2 separate regions of the Homo sapiens genome follow, and region 2 is linked to region 1. The links are chromatin loops, found by intact Hi-C in ENCODE. Cell type or tissue: Calu3. All regions are shown on one strand. Links, peaks and the distances in the headings refer to the core of each region. The heading gives the core; the rest is flanking DNA. Region 1 overlaps SYT1 (synaptotagmin 1). Region 2 overlaps SYT1 (synaptotagmin 1).

What was found. Hi-C counts contacts between places; a loop is a spot of excess contacts. Peaks named below come from ENCODE experiments on the same cell type or tissue, not always from the same donor. Only the 100,000 strongest peaks of a DNase experiment are listed, where the experiment ranks them.
Region 2: a loop joins it to region 1, with 2.8 times the contacts of the local background. A loop is called at or near these places in 2 of 110 quality-filtered maps.

The regions. Positions count from the first base shown.
Region 1 is chr12:78,924,207-78,932,558 of GRCh38, reverse strand. All of the region lies in intron 1 of SYT1 (synaptotagmin 1), which reads right to left. The region is part of intron 6 of LOC105369863 (a long non-coding RNA gene); the gene reads left to right. Among named protein-coding and RNA genes, the nearest start is that of SYT1, 64 kb to the right of the region's middle. In Calu3, for the core only: no CTCF peak of the experiment used is centred there; DNase peaks (open chromatin) are centred at 3,368 and 3,878.
Region 2 is chr12:79,053,488-79,061,839 of GRCh38, reverse strand. The region is part of intron 3 of SYT1 (synaptotagmin 1); the gene reads right to left. The region is part of intron 3 of LOC105369863 (a long non-coding RNA gene); the gene reads left to right. Among named protein-coding and RNA genes, the nearest start is that of SYT1, 190 kb to the right of the region's middle. In Calu3, for the core only: no CTCF peak of the experiment used is centred there; a DNase peak (open chromatin) is centred at 3,299.

The DNA.
Region 1 (8,352 bases), core at 267-8,266:
TTTGGTTTTTCAATAAAATTCAAATCAAAATATTTAAAACTGACAGCTCATTGCAATAGTATCCTTTCAAAATTTGTATTTTCATATGACATTAGATAATTTTGAAGGCACAAATAACTATCCAAGTGTTTTAGAACAAATATAACTGGCACTGAATATAATCCTATGAAACCAGTAAAAGATAGTGACATATTTCCCACTTATATGCATGAGGAAACTGAGGCACAGAAAGCATTAAGGCAGCAGGCTTATGTCTCCCTCATCACCACTATCAGGTTATTCTATAAGCTACAATTGGTTTCTCATTACAGAAGTATTTATGGTTAAATGAATTAATTAAACAAAACCAAACCAAAAACCTAAATTTTGATATTCAGATTATATTCTAAAGATGTTACAGATTCAGGGGAAGAATGAAATTTATTCTCTCACAATTGCATCAATAAGGGAAGACTTTATAAGCCAAACTGTCACGAAGAATAAAAAGGAAACACACCTTGTGGCAGAGGAAAGTGGCTGTCCAAACAGACTGCACTGATACACCAGCCATGCACAGACTCAGATGTGCTCATCTTTAGGATAGTCATGTCAAAGTTTAAAGATTCTTGTAGAAAGTGGCTCTTGTACTAACTATTCATATATAGATGGGAGAAGTGGGTGCAGAGAACAGACTCTGCTTTTACCAACACTCCTTCCTCTCCTGACTGCTCAGCTCTCTACCTCATTAGATTAGAGAAGCCATCTGCATGACAGGCACACTTTGTACCCAAAGGGCTTCTCTCTTCTCCAGAGGCAGCATCAAATAAATTGGCTCATCTCTATTGAAAGACAGTACTTGCCAGCAAGGGACACAGAACAATAGCAGCTGGTAGGAGAGCTCCAGAAAGTCTGTTAGAAGTCTCAAAACAAAATTGTTAAAATAACTCCTGAGAGAAAAATAAATAAATCTACATCATGCCTACACACTTGTTCACTCAGTTCTAAGTAACCAATTTCAGTTCTCAAGATGCGAATTGAAGTCCTGCATTCTATGGGCAGATGGAAGCTCTCTGAATATTTACCTAACTCTTTCTCTTTCTTTCTTTCTTTCTTTTTCTTTCTTTCTCTCTCTCTATTTCTTTCTTTTCCTTCCTTCCTTCCTTCCTTCCTTCCTCTCTCCTCCCTTCCTTCCTTCCTTCCTTCCTTCCTTCCTTCCTTCCTTCCTTCCTTCCTTCCTTCCTTCCCTCCCTCCCTCCCTCCCTCCCTCCCTCTCCTTCCTTCCTTCCTTCCTTCCTTCCTTCCTTCCTTCCTTCCTTCCTTCCTTCCTTCCTTCCTTCCTTCTTTCTTTCTTTCTTTCTTTCTTTCTTTCTTTCTTTCTTTCTTTCTTTCTTTCTTTCTTTTTCTTTCTTTCTTTCTTTCCACAGACTTTCACTCTTGCTGCCCAGACTGGAGTGCAGTGGTGCGATCTCAGCTCACTGCATCCTCCGCCTCCTGGGTTCAAGTGATTCTCCTGCCTCAGCCTCCCAAGTAGCTGGGATTTCACGCGTGAGCCACAGCGCCTGACTTGAATATCTAACTTCTTAAATCATCGATGCACAATGCCTGGAGAATTTTCCAACAACTACAACAATATTTACCATTTATTCAGTCTTAGGTATAGCAACACATTATTTCCTCCTGACAGCCTTATGGAATAGCTATTATTTTTAACCTCATTTAACAGATGAGGAAAATGAGACTTAAGGAAGAAAAGCAATTGGCACAAGATTACAAATCTGTATATTACTCTAAAGCTTAGCTTATACCTGTTGCTCACGTAACCTGAAGCCATGAAGAGCTGCATTACATTCAGTAGATCAAATTTTGCTTGCAACACTTGGTTATGTTTAAGTTTTCACCACTTCCCAACCTCCCAATGGAGGAGGTTGGGAAGTGGTGAAAATCTTTAAAAATATTTTAATCCTGTCATTATCAATCTACAAAAGTGATTGAGGCTTCGATCATCCTTTCCAAATTGAATGACCATTCTTGGGCTTCACAGCTTGGTGCTATTTCTAAAAATCTCTGAGTCATTAACTCCATCTATTTTTTTTTCCCAACTTTTGACTTTTTGTTTTCTTTGTTACTTTTTCTTCAATTCCCTTTCTCCTTACTTTCAGCACTGAATAGCTATTTTACTTTGATTGAAAATGTATTACAGTATATTTGCATTGTATTTTCCTTCCCTTTCTGCCTTCAATTTTCAACATGAGCTTTCTTTTTCTATTGGTTTATTTTTAAATGACAATTAATAATTGTGTGTATTTATAGGGTACAATGTGATGTTTTCATCCATCTATACATTGCAGAAAGTTTTAACCAGTCTAATTAATGTATTCATCACCTCAGCAACTGATTTTTTGTGGTGAAGACATTAAAATCTATTATAAGCAATTTTGAAATATATAGTACATTATTATTATCTGTAGTCACTATGCAGTGCAATAGATTACTAAAACTTATTCCTCCAGTTTAACTGAAATTTTATCCCTGGATCAACAGCTCCTCTTTCTCCATAACTCTTCCTCCCCTCTGTCCTCTTAGATCTCACTTATTAGTGTAATCTAAAAAAGCCCACTTCACAGAAACATGAGCTTTCTTTATTGAATTTTGTTCTCATCATTTTACAAATGGTCCTACTCACTACCACCCTTCCCCCCACCACATTCTTTCTCAATTATAAGTATCTGTAAGTCAGTATAAAATCATACATACAAAACCAGAAGACGTATCTTGCTATTTGCAGCTTACATTTCTCACATGTTGCTTGCAGAACAATCTTTTAGGTTGGTAATTATTATCATATTTTACAGGTAAGAATACTGAGGCTCAGAAGGAATAAATTAAGTCTAGTAAGTCATATGATTAGATGGCTGCTACATTTTCTGACTGTAAACTCCACAACTTTCCATTACATCATTTGGCTTTTTAAAATAAAATTTGTCTTTTGAAAATCTCTATCTTTTCCTACTCAGACAGGTAATAACTGCTAACTGTAAATCATTCAAACACTACATAAATTGTGAAGTTAGAAAGTAAAATTATTGAGTAAAGATTCTTCCTACCTTTATAAAACTAATTGCTGCTAATAACCTTTTTTTTTTTTTTTTTTTTTTTTTTTTTTTTTTTTTGGGACGGAGTCTCTCTCTGTCACCCAGGCTGATGAGCTGGAGTACACTGGCGCAATCTCCACTCATTGAAACCTCTGCCTCCCGGGTTCAAGCAATTCTCCTGCCTCAGCCTCATGAGTAGCTGGGACTACAGGCATGTGCTGCCACGTCCAGCTAATTTTTGTATTTCTAGTAGAGGCGGAGTTTCACCACGTTGGCTAGACTGGTCTTGAACTCCTGCCCTCAGGTGATCTGCCCGTCTCAGCCTCCCAAAGTGTTGAGATTACAGGAGTGAGTCACCATGCCTGGCTGCTAATAACTTTTTATATATTTATCCAAATTTCCTGATTATTATTATTTAAGACATAAAATAAAACTATATGTAATTTTCTACCATCTTTTTTTTAGTTAACAATCTTAAGTTTCATCTGTAAGAAGATTCGCACAGTTCAAACCTGTGTTGTTTATACAGATATAGCTATGCTGTATATCTTATGTAAATTATTCCCAATGGAATATGATTCAGACATATATACAGCATTCCCCTCTTGTTCAAGGTTTGGTTTTCATGGCTTTAGTTACCGTGCAGTTTGAAAATATTAAATAAAAAATTTTGGAAATAAACAGCTCATAAGTTTTCAGTTGCACATCATTCTGAGTAGCTGATGAAATCTCATGCCATCCTGCTCCTACAGGCCCAGGATGTGAATTATTTCTTTGTCCAGTGTATCCAAGCTGTCCACGCTATTTGCTCATGAGTCACTTAGTATCCGTCTCTGTGATGGATTGACTGTCTGTGATATCACAGTGCATGTGTTCAAGGAACCCTTAATTGACTTCAGAATAACCCCAAAGCACAATAGTAATGTTGGTGAGAATTTGGATATGCCAAACAGAAGCTGGGAAGTGCTTCCTTTAAGGGAAAAAGTGAAAGTTCTCCACTTAAGGAAAGAAAAAAAAAGTATGCTGAGGTTGAGGTTGCTAATGTCTATGGTAAGAATGAGTCTTCTATTCATGAAATCGGGAAGAAGGAAAACAAATTATGCAAGCTTTGCTGTCATACTTCACTATAAAAGTTATGGCTAGAGTGTATGATAAGGGCTTAGTTAAGGTGGAATAAGTATTAAATTTGTAGGTGGAAGATGAACAGGAAGATTGACAGCAATTGGGTTCAGTACTATCTGCAGTTCCAGGCATCACTAGGGGGTCTTCTAATATATCCCTGGAGAATAATGGGGGACTACTGTACTTTAAAATGAAGTGTCAAATGCTTCTATGATAGTTACTAACGAAGTCAGCCAAGAAGGAAAAATACTCAAAACTTTTATTGTTACAAATTATGTCTTTCTAAGTTATCTCTCTCCCTATCCTATAATAGCAGCATATTTCTTACATTGCATGAATTACTATTATTTATTTCAAGTTCAAGTGTATACTTTCAAATCCCAGCAGAAGAACACGGGGAGAAATACCGAAAAACACAGTGTGGAGGTATCCATAGCTTTTTGAGTGAAAGCATAGGGAAAATTAGTAGAATGAAGTAACATAAATGCAAATAGAAGCATCATTTTGAAAGGGTATTTAGTATTATGCTATAGACGGTTAGCTAGGAGAAAGCAATGAGTTCTTTATTCCTAATGATAATTTCAAAACCAGAAGAGAGAAAGGCAAGCAACTGTAGCAACGGAAGCCTTAAATTATCCTGATATCTACTGGAAATCTTATTGCAATAAACATGGAAAAGCTAATATATTTTTTCCTTGCCATGCTAACAATTTCATCTAAAGAAGGAAAATAAAGTCATTAGGATAATTTCCTCTTCATTTAGACCAACAAGCGGGGCGGGTGAATATCAGTTAAAAACAAACTCAAGACACTTATGTAATTTCAGAAAGGGTCATGAAATTTAAGCTTGATTCCATGGTCAGAGATTACAGAATGGGACATATCTCATAACGCACGGAAGACACAAAATTTTTTAAATGACGCACACTAATCTTACAGTAAAATTTACAGTTCAATTGTTTAGAAAGTTGAAACAAAATTTTCATAGAAATAATCTTACCCAAAGATTGGGTGTTCAAAAGAGCCCAAGGAAATCTGGGGTTCAATGTGTGGTTGGATTTCATGCACATCCTGGTGATGATGTTTGGCAGTTTCACTTCCCCCTCCAGCATCAAGGACAGAGATGGGCATAAAAAAGTTGTATGAGAAATCAGGAAAGAAGGAGATCTTAAAGAGGAGTGGTGATGTGGGGAAATGAGGGACTTTGGAAGCCCTAGCCACAGCATGGAGAGGACTTGGGTCCTGAGGAGCTACAACTTGGAAACGTTGTTGAATCTACCTCATTTGGAAGATGAGACCTCAGAAATGTGAAAGAAGGGTACTAACCAATCAGTAAGCATCTGTGTATTACTTTAAGAAAATTCTGGGTAAAACTGGATATCTATTAATATCTCTGGATATATGATTAAGTATCTATTAAGATACTTATGTTACAGAATTAAAATTTCCCTTCAATTCAAAATATAAAGTGTACCAAAGGTGCATTAAAATTAACATTTAAATGTATGCAACTTGTAACTTACCTCTAAGTTCACCCTGCTATTAAGATATGGACAAAGAAAGTTTCTATATACTATAAAGAATATAGGGAGTATATCTAAAAGTAAACATCTCTTAGAAAGATTGTCATGCTGGTGATACTTACATGGATTTTACAATTTGATCTTGATATGTCATCTCTATTTGCTTCCCAAAAATGTTTAAGATTCATAGTTGTATTGTCATTTAAGAGTTTTCTAAGTATACTTTTTTTTTGGTTTATTCCATTCCTGTTATGTGATAAAAATAAAATGTTTTAAAATTTCTTATGATACTCAATAACTTTTATACATGATCAAAAAAGAAGTAAAAAGATGCTTTAGTAAGGATATATGATTCACAAAATAGGAAAATAATTCAAATTTTATCCAGAAATTTTATTGCAAACATTTAGCCAAGAGAAGAAATCTGTTCTCTGACATATTTACTGAATATCACTAGTAAAATATACGTATTAGAATCACTAGTTAAGTATGCACAGAAGACTTCATGAGAAAAATGCAGCAATGTCAGACATTTCCAGAATCAAAGCTTTCTCTTTAAAGAAATACATTAAAATAAAATAGATTCTAATGATGTAGTGCTTGCTTTATTTGTTTCCCTTGCAGAGCATGACTTAATCTAGAAACCTTATCTTCCAGAATTAGTTAAGCATGTAATCTGCTCATTTCTTCAGACATGCCTCAGGACTCTTTGTTTCTCTGCAATCTAACAATTATAACATTTATGCAGAATTACAGCTATTTTCTTCACATTTAAGGCACCACTAAATGAGTTCTGACCCTGATATGTTTTCTATATTACTCCTGCAATAACACTGTGCTTATGCCACATGCAGCATTCATGTTCTACTTTTTAAGGAATGAAATAAGCCATTATTTCTTAGCTAGGAAATCAAACACAATAGTTTGTTTCGTGATTAATTGTGAGAAAGATTGCAAATAATATTTTGCTAGTAAGAGTTAAAATACCAAAATTTTAGAAGAGTTTTGTTCACATATGTGCATTCTTATTTGGTTTCATACATTGAGAAAAAGGTATGAAGTACTTAGTGAGTGTGTAATTGAACATAGAAAAAGCGCGATTATTAGATGAATAGCTATATTAGATTTTTTGAGACCTAAATATGTGCCAGGTAATGCAAAATCTAAACATTTATAATATTATTTACTCTTCAAAACTGCTCTATGAAGAAAGGGAGGATGGACTTACACCTTCTTGAGTATAATATTTTATGGTTCTGACTTTTGGGAATTTTTAATGTTTCACATACATACTTTAAAAAGAATAGAAAACTAACAAGCATGGGAGGAAAAAACTCCTAGAACTAAAAACCTAAAACAAAAACATGAACAGAGTCATATTTCAAATGAATAACATGGCCACACAGCTTAGGGGGAACCTCAGTTAACTTTTGAACTATATGAACCTTGACTATTAGAACTATGTACTCTGAGTCTGAAGACAACTCTGAACAAATATTCAATTCTAGTGAGTAGCTTTTGCTCAGATTCCTAGATTAACAGTTTGGAAACTAGTTTCTATATATTCTAAGGTGAGCAAAGAAATAAAATAAATTGTGGCCAATGGTAACTAAGTTTTGCTAAATTAGAGAAGGGAATTACAAATATGGAAAAGGGAGAAGATAGAATGAACTCCAAGGTGTTGATTTTGGAGGCGTCAGTTTGAATTTAAGAGTTTTAAGATGGATAGCTAGATACATAGATAGGCATAAAAATAGAAATAGATATGTAGTGACACATATACTCATAAACATGTATAAATATATATGCCTTTATATGTATTTATTCATATAGATAATTATACATTCATGAATATTTCAAGTCCTACTTCCAGGCTATCTGCTGAGAAGGCCTAGAAGCAATGACACCCAGTAGCAACAAGAAGAAGACCTAGCCCATGATCTAGGCTTCTAAATACTTTTCACTCAAAGGAATAAAGGAATTTTAGGAAAATTACTGATTCCAGGGCTAGTGAGGGAAAGTAGAAAATCATTATGAAACCTCATCTTGTGCCAGAAATTAGGGATGTATTCAAAGAATTATGGAGACACATCAAAAGGACGTAGAAGCTAGCTTGAAGGAGCTCCCTTAACTCAAATCCAGGACAATTTGAGCATCAAAGATATAAAGAAATATATACAAATATATATATTTATATATATAAAGAATATATATACATATATATGTATATTCACATGTATTATATGTAATGACATAAAGGATGACAACCCATTGAATAATATATGTCTACCAGGATATAAATAAATAATTAGGTGGAAAAAAGCTGTTTTTCAGGTGGAAACTCGACTAATAAATGTAAAGAAAATATGGAACTAGAAAATCTCTATTTAGCAATCATCATAAGAATTCACATAAGAATCATGAATAAGTGCAAAAAGAAGTGTGTAAAAATTCGAGGCAGCAACAGGATATTTAGTTATTCTCAATGTAACTTTCCCCAATATATTTTTCATTACAGAGGGAAAAAGTAATAACTACATTGAAATTATTGGCAGACATTGCCTATACTAGCAAACACCATTCTGATAGACAGCACCTTAACCCGATAATAAAGTGATTGAAGTTAACATCACCAT
Region 2 (8,352 bases), core at 194-8,193, 130 kb before region 1:
TTTAACCTTCATGATCTCATTACAGCTTCAACTTTAACCAATCATCCCATGTGCTTAACTAAATTCTTTACTAATTAAAATGGAAAACCAGCATGGAAGGAAGTCATGTAAGGCCAAGATGGAATGCCCTTTCCTTTGCAAAGCTTTTCAGGCACTGTTAAGCTATGTCTACCTGCTGGCATCCAAAGAACTTCTAATCTTCATACTATTATATTTTAATTAGTTAAAAATGCCCATCCATTCCAGTATAATATAAATTTTTCCAGGGTGGAGACTGTCCCATTCATTTTTGTGGCCCAGCACCATTCACAACATGTAGGGGAAGTGTGAGGTGACAGAGCAGCAGCCTTGTATCTAGAAGTCCTGTTCTCAAATGCCAACTCTGCCAGTTATTAACTGAGAAAGTCACTTAACCTTTCTGATCCTCTCCTTCCTCATTTGTAAAATGGTGATGATGTCTACTTTTCAGTGTGAGGATTAGAGGATAATGCTGTGTATTATAGGATATATAATATGTGTATATGAGCGTGTCTCTGGCATTGATAAATGCCAGCTAAAAAATTATTGGTTAGCACATAAGGAAAACTGCTGAAAATACTAAAAACTGTATAGATTATTTCCTTCTTATTGACTTAAGGTTCAGACACCAATTCTTGAACAAGAATATTCCATAATACGCTGATTAGAAGTTAAATGGTAGTAGTAGAAAACTTGATGGCTATAAATTTGCATTCTTATTTAGAATCAATGCTCCCTTCCCTATTATTCTATTTAATTTTAGAGAAATGGCAATTTTTAAATACCCTAACTTCACGAATCTTCTGAAGAACAGTCAATGTATCAAAACAGATAATCAAATGAAGACAGGCTAATTCCAGCCTGAGTAGTTAAAATGTGGCATATTTATAACTCATAAATCCTAAATTATCTTAAGCCCATCTATTTTTTTTTGCTGATTGCCTAAACTGAACTAGTTTTCCATGATTAATTTTAGGGCTTATGATATAAAAAGAGAGATGTTCTAAAAATCATGAACTCATTGCATTTCTATATTTGCATCTTATCTTTCCATCAAAGAATTGGCAAAAAGATTTCATTTTGGACAACTCCATTACTCAATAAATCATCAGATAAATGGATAAACAAAATGTGATATATACATACAATGGAATATTATTCAGCCTTAGGAAGAAAATTTTGACACATGCTACAATAAGGATAAACCTTGACAATATACAAAATAACCTAGTTACAAAAGGAAAAATACTGTTTAATTCCACTTATATGACGTAGTTAGAATAGTCAGTTTCATCAAGACTGAAGGTAAAATAGTGATGGCCAGGGGCTGCAGGGAGGGGGAATGGGGAGTTGCTGTTTAATATGTACGGAGTTTCACTTTGGGAAGATGAAAAAATTCTGAGGGTGGCTGATGCTGATGATCAAACAACAGTGTGAATGTACTTAATACCACTGAGCTGTATACTTTCAAATGGTTAAAATGGTAAATTTGATGTTATATATATTTTACCACAATTAAAAAAATGGCTAAAGATACAGCTCTTGAAAATAAAAGCTTTTTGTTACAGGGACGTAGGTTTTGTTTGGGGACGTGGATAACTTTTCTGAAAAAAAGTAAGGGAACAGAGAACTTTTAGTAAAGTTACTGCTATGATAGAGCTGGATAAACAAGTTGTCACTTTGGTTCAACCAGCATTGAGCACCTTCGCTGTGTCAGGTTCTGAGATAGGAGGATGCTCTGCCTACCACACTTGTGGAGCTCACTCTCTTATGCAAAGAGAAATTCATCAGATATTATTTCAGTGTAAGCCCATGAAACAGTTTGCATAATGTCTAGGAGCACAGGTTTTAGCATTACACAGACTTTAGTCTGCATCTGGCTCAAAATATATAAGCTAGTTATTTTGAGCAAGTTGGTTTGCCTTTCAGAATCTGTCTCCTCATTTATGAAATATAGATATGAAAATGCACTTCACAGGAATGAAATGACATGGGAAGCATGCAGCAGGGAGTAAGTGTTCAGTTACCAACATCCACTGTTTCCATAAGCCCTGAGGCAGAGGGATGGGCTATCTGGGGCTGTCTAACAGTAGCCTGGTATAACTGGTTACAAAGGTCTGGCCTGGCCTTACCAAGCCACTTTCATAATTGTTGATGCCAGCCCACAACAAGTACAGCATTTGTTTGATCATTGTGCATGGAGTTATTACTGAAAACATTTTAGTTATATTTATATCCAGAGTTATGATAAAAAAATTGAAAATTGAAAACTTGATTATTTTCTTGTTTTGGGTGGCCAGGTATAAGGAATGTTATAACTAACACAAATAACGATTTCTTTCATATAGAGGTAACTCTTAAAATTTACTTTATGAGTGGATGGTTTTACATTTGAGGTATTGAAAAGAATTAAAATTAAAATATAGGTAAACAATATTATATAATCATGTATTTTACATTTACTTTTACATTTTAGAAAAAATGAAGCAGTTATCTCTAGCTTATTACATCTTGATATGGTTTGGTTGTGTCCCCACCCAAATTTCATCTTGAATTGTAGCTCCCATAATTCCCACCTGTTGTGGGAGAGACCCAATGGGAGGTCATTGAATTATGGGGGCGTCTTTCCCATGCTGTTCTCGTGACAGTGAATAAGTCTCATGAGATCTGATGGTTTTATAAAAAGGAGTTCCTCTGCACGTGCTCCCTTGCCTGCTGCCATGTAAGATGTGCCTTTGACCCCCATTCACCTTCTGGCATGATTGTGAGGCCTCCCCAGCTATGTGGAACTGTGAGTCAATTAAACCTCTTTCCTTTATAAATTACCCAGTCTTGGGTATGTCTTTATTAGCAGTGTGAGAACAGACTAATACATACCTCATTAACAAATCTTCTATCACAAGCTTTGCAAGACCCACTGGGAAAATGTGTATGTATTAAAATAAAGAAACTATAGGCTCCTAAGTATAGTATTGAAGAAAATGTATCACTTCAAGAGCAGTGCAGGGGATGCTGCATTTAAGGCTGAATTCCCACCTATCCCAGTTCCTGTCTCCAAATATCTTCACCCATACTATCTATACATGTATCACTCCAGGACCCCACACTGCCAGAAATTCCTTAAGTTATTTGTTTATTTAAATTAACAATTGTGGTGTGGGGGTCGGGAAGTGAGAAGCAGAGGGGATGCAAGATGCAGGGCTGGTGTGGACACTTTGGCCCAATTATTTTTTCTTAGACATTTCCCCATACCAGCTGTACTGAGTCATTTTGATCAAGAGATAAGTTGGGTTAGAAAATTGGAAACCAAAACCACTTTAAAGAAAAGGCAGCTAGAGAATATCAGTTGGGAAACAGCATTACCTCAGGAAGAAAACAAAGGTGACAAAGAGAGAGAAGGCTGTGTGAAAAGCTGGCTTTAGTTATTTTTCACATATTGGGCAGGGTCAACTGAGTATCAGGAAAAATGGAGAAACATGTTTTTCCTTGTGTCCCTCTCACTCACACAGTCACCATAACCAATGCTAAAAATATTGTCATTTAGCATAAGCTGTGGGTTTTCACAGGTTTTTTTGTGTGGCCACTGTCGATAAATATCCATCTTATAAAATGGAAAGAAAACATCTTAAAAGGAATTTTGTTATATAACTCATTCATAAGTTGGGGACTGCTTGTATTGCTTCCATTCTTTTAGCTGTCTCATTTAATGACAAATCTGGCTTTGCCTTTCAAAAAAACACACTAATAATTGTTCACTTCTTAAAATGGGAACAATGGATATATCCATAAATATACAATTGTCCAAACCCATTTCTTTCTGGAATTATGTTACTAGGCATAATTCAAATAATTATTTTGTTGCATTCTGTAATAAAATGGTATTTATTATAAAGGTTGTGACATATGTAATGCTCATGAGCTTGTCCAACCTGCCTTATTTTGTTGTTGTTGTTTTTATTTTGTTTTGTTTCAGGCTTTTAGCAGCCTGAAGCCATAATTTTTGGTTTCTGTGTCTAATTGTAAGCAGGAAGGAGGGATGAGGAAGGGGTTTTACTGGCCCAACCAGAAACAGAAACTAAGAACCCATGACTGTACTCTCTCCCTTGGACACCCCTGCATGGTGAGTCTAAGACATAGAGGGTATTAAAAACATTTTTACCTTGTGCAAAATTAGAAAAAAAATTTTAAAGTACAAAAGAGAAAGAACATCTAAGACTAACCTTCACAGCTCAAATAGTAAATGCCTAAAAAAAATATATTACTTCCTAGGAGATGTTATAGCAAATTGTGTCAATGCCACATGCAAATATAAAATGGATAAGCAAAAATCCTGAGCAACTTGCAAAACTACTGCTAAGAATTATTTCTTATAATATATTTCAGACTATTGAAAAATTGTATAATATCATTTGGGGGGGGTCATATGAGTTAGAAACCAATGTATTTTGAGCTTTTGTTTAGAGACATTTTCCTTAGTCTGAAACATTTTGTACAAATTCATGAACATAGGCTTTGCCAGGATTCCTTTGAAAATGGAAAACAAAAACAATCACAGGATTAAGCAATTCATATTAACCATAAGAACAGAGGATATAGATTGCTCAAATGTACAATGGAGCATATGCTGAACCAGATTTTTCATCTTTCAGAATAGAAAAGAAATAAAATTGTCAGTATTTGTAATGATTCAATTCCAAGGAAAGGAGGAAAATGCTAAGATACTTATTATGAATTACTTTCTGCTGAAACAGGAATAGTTATTACTAAGACTGGGATATACTCATCTTTAGAGGCATAACAAGATTTTACATTGAAAGGAGAAGTGGTGTTAGGATTGATAGCCCATGTCAGACTGTAAAGGGATTTTTATGGTGTTTGCAAAAGAATGACTCAAACAACAAAACCACTTAAAATGGTGAATATGAAAATTTTCATTTGAAGATAATTAATTGAGGTTTTAAAATGAGGAGAAACAGTATTCTGTATCATGAGGGAAAAATGCAGCAAAATAAGCAACTTTGTCAACTGAGATTTCTTTGGTAAAAGAATAATGCTGTGATTTCAATTTCAGACATCACATACAAAATTTTATTATTTTTTAAAATGAGAGTTGCCATGTAATGGCATCATACTGCCCTTAACTTTAAAATGGTGCATGTAATAACAATGTGTGGGATGTAATTTATTTCTGGACATCTGTTCAGTCTAGAGTTTGGTTAGGTCTATTTTCTCTGGAGGAAGTGGTCCCCTTTGTTATTACAAAGAAAATAATTTCATGATAAGATAGAAAGCATTTTTGCTACCCTTCACATCGTGATGCATACTGATTCAGCCTACTTCTAGGGCCACGAAGACTGTCAAAATGTCTCAAGCTTTACTCTCCACCTTTCTGGAAGTGAGTCATGCTATTGAGATTGTCTAATTTCTGTGTTTGCTTTAAGAAGGAAGAGGCCTTCAAGGAGAGGGCTCCTGATGGACTCCTCCCAAAGCAAGCCTGCATCCTACTCTATCAAATCGAAATTTCATCTTGTGTTAAAGATTTCCAACCAGACTTTTCTCCTTTTCTTTCTTCCCTCACACTTTCCCTTCCTCTTTATTCCATCTAGACTTCTATATACAGTTATGAATCACTCAACAACAGGGGTACATCCTGAGAAATGCATCATTAGGCAATTTTGTTGTTGCTGAACAGCATAGCATGTACTTATACTAACCTAGATGGTACAGTCTACCTCACACCTAGGCTGTATGGTTTAGCCTTTTGTTCTTGGGCTACAAACCTGTACATGTCACTGTACTGAATACTGTAGGCAATTATAACACATTGGTAAGTATCTGTGCATCTTAACAGAAAAGGTACAGTAAAAATCTGATATTATAATCTTAAGGTGTCACTGCTATATATGCAGTCCATCATTGACTGAAATTTGTTAGGTGGTACATGACTATGTTTTATAATTTAAAAGATGTCAATTTATAATAAATAAATAAATTTGAAAGAAAAGAATGCCCCTTTGATATTACTAAGATGTTTTAAATAACAAATATAACAACAATAATTTTTACTTATGTTACTATATTAATTTCTGTAATAAGCAGTTAATAAACATGTCATTATTCTCATATGAAACGTATAAAATAGGATTCATTTTCATTTTTATAGAAGAGGACATTGAGGCAGCTTATTTTGTTTTCCTGCTGACACACAGGTAGTAAGTGGCAGAAATAGCACTTGAATACAGTTTTTTATCCAGTGCAAACATTCTTAATTACAAAGGAGAATAATGCAACCCAAGGCAAAACCCTGGTGTAGCCAAGTAAATAAATCATAATGTTATAGCAGATCAAAACTAATAATTCATATAGCTAAATCATTTGATTTAAAGTCTTATTAACTTTGGACTTTACATGATTTCTTTAAAACTGTAAATGCTGGTTAAATAATTTCCACTTTATCTCTTTTGACTAGACAACTTACATATCAGAGTCATGAAAGATAATGTTTTTCAGAATAAAATAAAGACTAATATCAATGAGAGCTTACAAATCAAAGATTAATAAGAAGTTTTAGAAACAATGAACTGAATTCTATCAACTAATTATAATAGCTAACTTGAATACAGTAACTACAATCAACAAGACACTTATATAAACAAAGACATTGCCTATATTTGACTCATTTGAATATCACAATTACTCAATGGAGAAATCAAAACTCACAGAGGTCTAAAAAATTGTCCTACATCCCATAGTTAATAAGTGGTGGAGCTGGCATTTGAATATAGAGAATTTTCAAAGCCAGTACTATGCTATAATAAGATTATAAAAGACTCCTTTGTTAGTGTATCAAAAAATACTGTAAATCATGAAATATGGTTTAGATTTATCATGAATAATAATGATTGTGGGAAACCCATTTTACTCAATTTCCAGGGAAAGTGACAAAACACTGAATCATTTGACAAATAAAAACATAATTTAATCTGATCATGGTTAAACAGACGAGTAGCTTGAAAAGAAAATCTATGACTTATAGTCAATATAACTTTTATTCTCCTTATGAAGCAAACTTTTCTATATTTGTAATTACTAAAAATATAAACTACTTGATGACAGAGACTATACTTTATTTATTCCTATATCTAAAACACCTGGAACTATGTATACAGTGGGTAATCAATAGCAGCTGTTGAATAAAGAATGAAGGATAAAGGAATGAATTTCCAAAGTTGTACCAAAGTTTTTAAAGAAAATAAGTCCAGATAATGTAGCATGTATAAAAATCTAAGTATATATGGTGAATGTCCACTGTATTGTTATTTACAAACAAAATAAATATTGTTTTTCTCCTTTAGGTGAATGTTTATACTTATGGCTATAATCCATTTTGATTTGGGTTCTACTTTTCCTATCAAAAGATTGCTGTCTTTAATAATTAAATTCTCCTACCATGGTTTATTTTTAGCATCTGAAGGACAAATATGCATGATGCAATCTAATATTTATTGATGATAAGTAGAAAAGAAAAGTAACGTGTGCACATTAAGTATTTTGCATAGACATTCATATAGGAAGGTGAAATATGCCTTACTTTCACTAGTTGTCCCCGTTTAGTTGAGTCCTAACTTGAAAAGGAGAAATCAGACAGACCTGAGTTTAAATGGCAACTCTGCTGCATACTAAGTAAGCTAACCTTATAAACCTTTCAATCCACATTTTCATCATCTGCAAAACCACTATAACATCAGAAGAATTCTTTGAATAATTAAATGAAATTTAGTTCAATGCCTACTAAACAGCTGACACAAAACAAGAGCCCAATAAATGCTTCCTTTCCTTTCCCAACTCCCTTCCTTCTATATATGAACTCTCTTAGGCTTATGTGTGGGAACACAGATCAGGATTAAAGATAAATTATAAATTCAAGAAAAAGAGAATTTTTTTTCTGGATGATCATTATTGCCTAAAGCAAAAATCAACCAACAACTTTGGTTGTTTCAGAAACATGCCTTCATAAAATGATGCATGGTACTCCAAAAACAATTAAGGCAAATGTTCACAAAAACAACTTATTTTTACAATAATATAGTCTAAGTTTTATGTAATAATACTTATTGTTTGTTTAAAAATAAGTGTTGTTTATTTATATATAAATTTTAATTATTTTTAATTAAAAATCAATATATTTTATTGGTGATATATATTTTAAATAATTGTCAATATTATAAAATAATTTTAATTAAAGTTAATATGCATTATTTTATACATAAGAATTTATATAATATATATAAGAATTTTTTTAAATTTTATTATTATTGTACTTTAAGTTTTGGG